2 separate regions of the Homo sapiens genome follow, and region 1 is linked to region 2. A link is a loop called in an ENCODE intact Hi-C map of the cell type or tissue named here. Cell type or tissue: gastrocnemius medialis. All regions are shown on one strand. Links, peaks and the distances in the headings refer to the core of each region. The heading gives the core; the rest is flanking DNA.

What was found. Peaks named below come from ENCODE experiments on the same cell type or tissue, not always from the same donor. Only the 100,000 strongest peaks of a DNase experiment are listed, where the experiment ranks them.
Region 1: it touches region 2 in a loop (5-fold over the local background); 14 of 110 quality-filtered maps call a loop at or near these places.

What each region holds. Positions count from the first base shown.
Region 1 is chr16:48,451,962-48,454,873 of GRCh38, reverse strand. No RefSeq gene overlaps it. Among named protein-coding and RNA genes, the nearest start is that of SIAH1, 68 kb to the right of the region's middle. In gastrocnemius medialis, for the core only: no CTCF peak of the experiment used is centred there; a DNase peak (open chromatin) is centred at 1,303; H3K27ac peaks cover 471 bases.
Region 2 is chr16:48,392,954-48,395,865 of GRCh38, reverse strand. No RefSeq gene overlaps it. Among named protein-coding and RNA genes, the nearest start is that of SIAH1, 9.0 kb to the right of the region's middle. In gastrocnemius medialis, for the core only: no CTCF peak of the experiment used is centred there; a DNase peak (open chromatin) is centred at 1,805; H3K27ac peaks cover 2,021 bases.

The DNA of each region.
Region 1 (2,912 bases), core at 197-2,696, 59 kb before region 2:
AATATGGTGAAACCCCGTCTCTACTGAAAAATACAAAAATTAGCCAGACATGGTGGCGGGTGCCTGTAATCCCAGCTACTCAGGAGGCTGAGGTAAGAGGATCACGAATCAGGGAGGCGGAGGTTGCAGTGAGCCGAGATCGCACCACAGCACTCCAGCCTGGGCATCGCAGCAAGACTCTGTCTCAAAAAAAAAAAAAAATAGTAATTAATTAAAAAAATAAATATTGGTGATGAATGGGCACATAAATAGCTCCATCAAAGAATTTCCAAATGAACACGCTTACGTGCGTGTGACTCCTTTATGAAAGGAGCATGGCTGGAGAATGGCTTGAATGCTTTGGGTTATGGTGGAAACGGAAAACCTGCCTTTGGGATTGAGCTCTGCCCTGACCAGTTTTGGTCCCTGGCTTGGGATGAATCACAAATAACCTTTCCAAACCTGGGATTCCTCATGTGTGAAAATGGACGTGATGGAGCAGTTCCGCACTCCTCACAGGTTTGAGGGAAGGGAAGGAGGTGAAGGCCACGGCGAGTGGCAGCGTGAAGAGTGGTCCTAATTTCACTTTCCATCCACTGTGCAGTGTAGTGATAAATACCTGGGAGCAAGAGAGGGTCTTCCTCAGGGCCCCCAAGCCCATGCAGTACACGGCAGTTCACTTCTCCTCCACTGGCCCAAGAGGAAAGCTGTGTTTTCAGCCTTTATTACATACATCTATGTATAGAGATATAGATATCTATTTTTTGAGACAGGGTCTCACTCTGTTGCCCAAGCTAGAGTGAAGTGACGTGATCTCAGCTCACTGCAGCCTCCACCTCAGAGGTTCAAGCGATTCTCCTGCCTCACACTCCTGAGTAGCTGGGATTACAGGCACCCACCACCATGCCTGGGTAATTTTTGTGTTTTTTGTGGAGACAGGGTTTCACCATGTTGGCCGGGCTGGTCTCAAACTCCTGACCTCAAGTGATCTGCCCACCTTGGCCTCCCAAAGTGCTAGGATTAGAGGCATGAGCCACCACGCCCGGCCTGGACTTTAGAGAACCAAGCATTCATAAAAGGGGCTTTGAAATTCCAAGGTCTCATCTTGTCCTAGAAGTCTACCTTCTCTCCCAGGAGCCTCAGCTGTCTTCTGGAAGGTCTGAGGCAGGGGAGGGACAAGAGACCTCCCAGCTCAGATGACAGGTGCCTGCTGGGAGACCTTTAAGTCTGGACAGTGGCCTGCCAGCCACATCCAAAGCTCTGAGGTCATTTCCCCTGATACCAGAGACTTGGCATCTGCCGGAATCCCGGGTGGATTAGAATGTCAGGAGTGCCCCAGATCTGACACCTCATACCCTGACACCCTAGGAGAAGGCCTGGGAGGAGCAGACTACCCTCTGGGTGCCCTGAGCTCAGGGCCAGCTGCAAGGGCAGGGCCTGCCAAGGCCTGGGGAGTAGGGAGGGTGCTGAGTGGTCCAGCCCCTGCCTGTGCCCTACAAGGTTGGTATTGGCCTCAGGAGTATCTAATTGGGATTAGAAAGAGCAAACACCTTTGGAAGACCTCAGAAGCTCTGAAACAGGATCACAGCCCTTTACTGTTGATGCCACCAGCAGTTGCTAAGGGACGAAGCAGGCATTTCAGGCACTGGCAAGAGGGGATCCCCAGGGCGCTGGGCAGAGTCTGGCTCCTGGCAGCCGCCTGCGACTCTGCCCACATCCCTGGCCCTGCACAGAGGCCAGAGGTCTCAGCCGGAGGCCAGCGGCTGTGCTGAGAAGTCACTTGCCTGGAGCATGCAGGCTGCACCCGACAAACTATAAAGAGGAGGCGATGGCTGGTTGGGAGGACACGGGATCAAGCTGGCAAGTCAAGGAGCCTCTTTGAACTTGAATTTCCTTCTCAATAAAATGAGGATAATTAGGCAACACAGACTGACCTCCCAGAGTGAGTGTTAGGATTAAAAGAGAGAATGGGGCTGGCACGGTGGTTCACACCTGTAATCCCAGCTGGGAGGCTGAGGCAGGTGGCTCACCTGAGGTCAGGAGTTTGAGACCTGCCTGGGCAACATGGCGAAATCCTGTCTCCATTAAAAATACAATAATTAGCTGGGCATAGTGGCAGGTGCCTGTAATCCCAGCTACTCAGGAGGCTGAGTCAGGAGAATCACTTGAACCCGGAAAGCAGAGGTTGTAGTGAGCCGAGATTGTGCCACTGCACTCCAACCTGGGCAACAGAGCAAGACTCCGTCTCAAAAAAAATAAAAGAGAGAATAACTGGAGAGGACTTAGTGAGTTGTAAGGAGGAGTTCAACACCAGTCATTGTCATTATAAATAAAAGAACTGGGATTTTGGCATCTGGGAAAGGAGAAGACACACCCATCCTCCACTTGGCCAAATAAGGTTCATCAAATTGTGTCTAGAGTGTGCTCTTATCCCATCCTGTTAGCAATATGTAAATATACATTATCAAGTTACATAAAATTATAAAATAGAATGTTTTCCATGATATACATTTTATTAAATGTAATCTCCATAAATAGATAAATGAACTATATGAATAAATCCATTGTTCATTTATAGTCTGGAAAGTTAATCACTGTCTGTTAATAGCCACCTCATCAAGAGGGGAGATTATGGATGATTTTGATCTCATTCTTTTCTTTTCTTTTCTTTTCCTTTTTTTTTTTTTTTTTGAGGCAGAGTCTCGCTCTGTCACCCAGGCTGGAGTGCAATGGCAAAATCTGGGCTCACTTCAACCTCCCCCTCCCGGGTTCAAGTGATTCTCCTGCCTCAGCCTCCCGAGTAGCTGGGATTACAGGCACGTGCCACCATGCCTGGCTAATTTTTGTAATTTTAGTAGAGACGGGGTTTCACCATGTTGGCCAGGCTGGTCTCAAACTCCTGACCTCAAGTGATCCACCAGTCTCGGCCTCCC
Region 2 (2,912 bases), core at 305-2,804:
TGAGCCACGGTGCCAAGCTCCATAATTTTCATGTGTCACGAAATATTCTTCTTTTGATTTTTTCCAACCATTTAAACATGTAAGGCCGGGCTCTATAGAGTGTTCTTTTAATTTAAACAGAACAATAGCTAAGAATAATATGAAGTAAAGGAGAGTACAAATGATTTGTGGGCCAATAGAATAGTCTAACAGTGGCTCAACAATAACCAAGTTGAGCAATGCAGTCATAAATGTTTACTGTGCATAAAACCCTACAGTCTGGTTCAACCTAGCTGTCCAGCAGTGTCTCCTCCAGGCCCCAGTGAAAGCGGGCTTCCATTTCCCCAAACACAGACCCTGCACATTGCCTAGTTCCTCTGTCTAGAATACACCCTCCCGTTGTGCTCATTAAAAGCATATCCTGCCTGGGCACAGTGGCTCATTCCTGTAATCCAGCACTTTGGGAGGCTGAGGCAAGAGGATCGCTTGAGGTCAGGAGTTCTAGACCAGCCTGGGTAACATGGCAAAACCCTGTCTCCACCAAAAACAGAAAAATTAGCCATGCGTGGTGGCGCATGCCTGTAATCTCAGCAACTCGGAGGCTGAGGTAAGAGAGTCTCTTGAGCCCTGGAGGCAGAGGTTACAATGGGCTGAGACAGTGCCACTGCACTCCAGCCTAGATGTCAAAGCAAGACCCTGTCTCAAAAAAAGAATTTAAAATTTGAAAAATAATAAAAAGAAACAAAAGCACATCCTCGAAGGGCCATATCAAATGCCACCTCTTAAAAATTCTACGGCCAGGCACGGTGGCTCGTGCCTGTAATCCCAGCACTCTGGGAGACCGATGCAGGCAGATCACTTGAGGTCAGGAGTTCGAGACCAGCCTGGCCAACATAGCGAAACCCCCATCTCTATAAAAAATACAAAAATTGGCCAGGAGTCACGGCACATGCCTGTAATCCCAGCTACTTGGGAAGCTGAGGCACGAGAAGCACTTGAACCCAGAAGGCGGAGGTTGCAGTGGGCCAAGATTATGCCATTGCACTCCAGCCTGGGCGACAGAGCAAGAGCTTGTCTCAAAAAAAAAAAGAAAATATTCAATGATTCTTCCCTACCCCTCATAAATGGTATTTTCCCTTCTCTCTCCCTTCTCCTTGTGCCCTGTTCTCTCAGTAATAGCTTGTTTGTGCCTCCATCATTGTACTTATAGTCTAGTTATTTTTTGCTATTTATCTTACTTCAAACCAAGCTTCTTGAGGTGTGGGGCCTTCACTCAGGATCCCTCAGTGCCTGGCATATAGCAAGCACTCAGGAAGCATCTCTCGAGGTTGTTTCTTGGAATTGAACACAGGGTATGACGTCACTCCGGCCACTGTGTAACTGACATAATGAAGTGGGAAGAGATTGGCTAGTTGAAATTGCAGTAAATGGAATGGGTCTGGTGCGTTACTCGTTCTAGTTAACGGAATGAAGTATTGTCCCCCACCCCCCACCAAAATAAAAAACAAATGGAGTAGGTCTGGATGGGGGTGTTGGGAGGCAGTGAAGGGAAAGGCTGTGCCTCTGGGGCACAGCTGGAGGAGAATCCTGTTTGGTGATTGAGGTGGCATGACTAGTCTGTCTTAGTTATGCCTTCCGCAGGAAGCAGGTCTGAAAAGAGAGAAAAGTAGGGCTTCTTAGAGCTTCCCACACACAGGAGAGGCTCAGCAAAGAACACAGTGAAATTCAACTGCTGATTCTCTCCGGGCCTCAGGAGAGCAGGGTTCTGAGAAGGGCCTCGCGATACACATCGTGCCCCAGTTACACCGAGTGAATCAGGCTCTGATGCAATTGGCAATAGGCCTTAATCACAAGCTTCATCTCACAGGCTCCGCACAGATGAGCTTTGTCATTTCTCTGAGGGAATCACTGTCATTTCTCTTCCAGGCTCAAAGCAGCTCCCCCTGCCCCGTGTAAAGCGCTGATGAGATGGCAATTTAAACTGCTTTGATGACCAGGTTTCATTAGGTAAGAAGGCCCGATTAAGCAACGGTGGCCCAAATAACCTCAGTGGTTCAGACACTGTTTTTCAAAGCCAGCAGAAGTCTTGCCAAATTAAAGGATGTCAGGATGAGATGCTATGAATATCAGTTTCCTTCTCTCTGGCAATGGAGAGGATTAATTAAATGCCTGTGAAGTGCTTTGAAAATTTAAGCTGTTGAGAATTATTGTTCTGTGTAATAGGGAAAAAATAGAGTTCTTGGCTCATTAAAGCTGTAATGTTGCAAGCCTGAGCACTATTTTCAGGATATCTTTGAGAGCTACATTTTTATTAAGAGGAAGAAAAGAGAAATGTGTCTATGAATACAGATATACAGTGTACATGCTGGAAAGTCAGTTGGGTTAATCAGTATGTCTCTTGATTAAGAAATGAACTGGAGGCTGGGTGTGGTGGCTCATGCCTATAATCCCAGCATTTAGGGAGGATGAGGCAGGAGTATCACTTGAGCCAGTGAGTTTGAGTCCAGCCTGAGCAACAGAGTGAGACTTTGTTTCTAAATAAAAAAAAAGAAAGGCTGGGGGCAGTGGCTCACGCCTGTAATCCCAACACTTTGGGAGGCCAAGGCAGGTGGATCACCTGAGGTCAGGAGTTGGAGACTGGCCTGGCCACCATGGCGAAACCCTGTCTCTACTAAAGACACAAAAATTAGCTGGGTGTGGCGATGGGTGCCTGTAGTCCCAGCTACTCAGGAAGCTGAGGCAGGAGAATCACTAGAACCTGGGAGGCCAAGGTTGCAGTGAGCCAAGATCGGGCCACTGCACTCCAGCCTGGGCAACAGAGTGAGACTCCATCTCAAAAAAAAAAAAAAAAAAAAAAGAAATGAATGAACTGGGAGAAACTGTTTCTTATTGATTACCACAATCAGTACAGACAGTTATTAAGAATCAGTTGC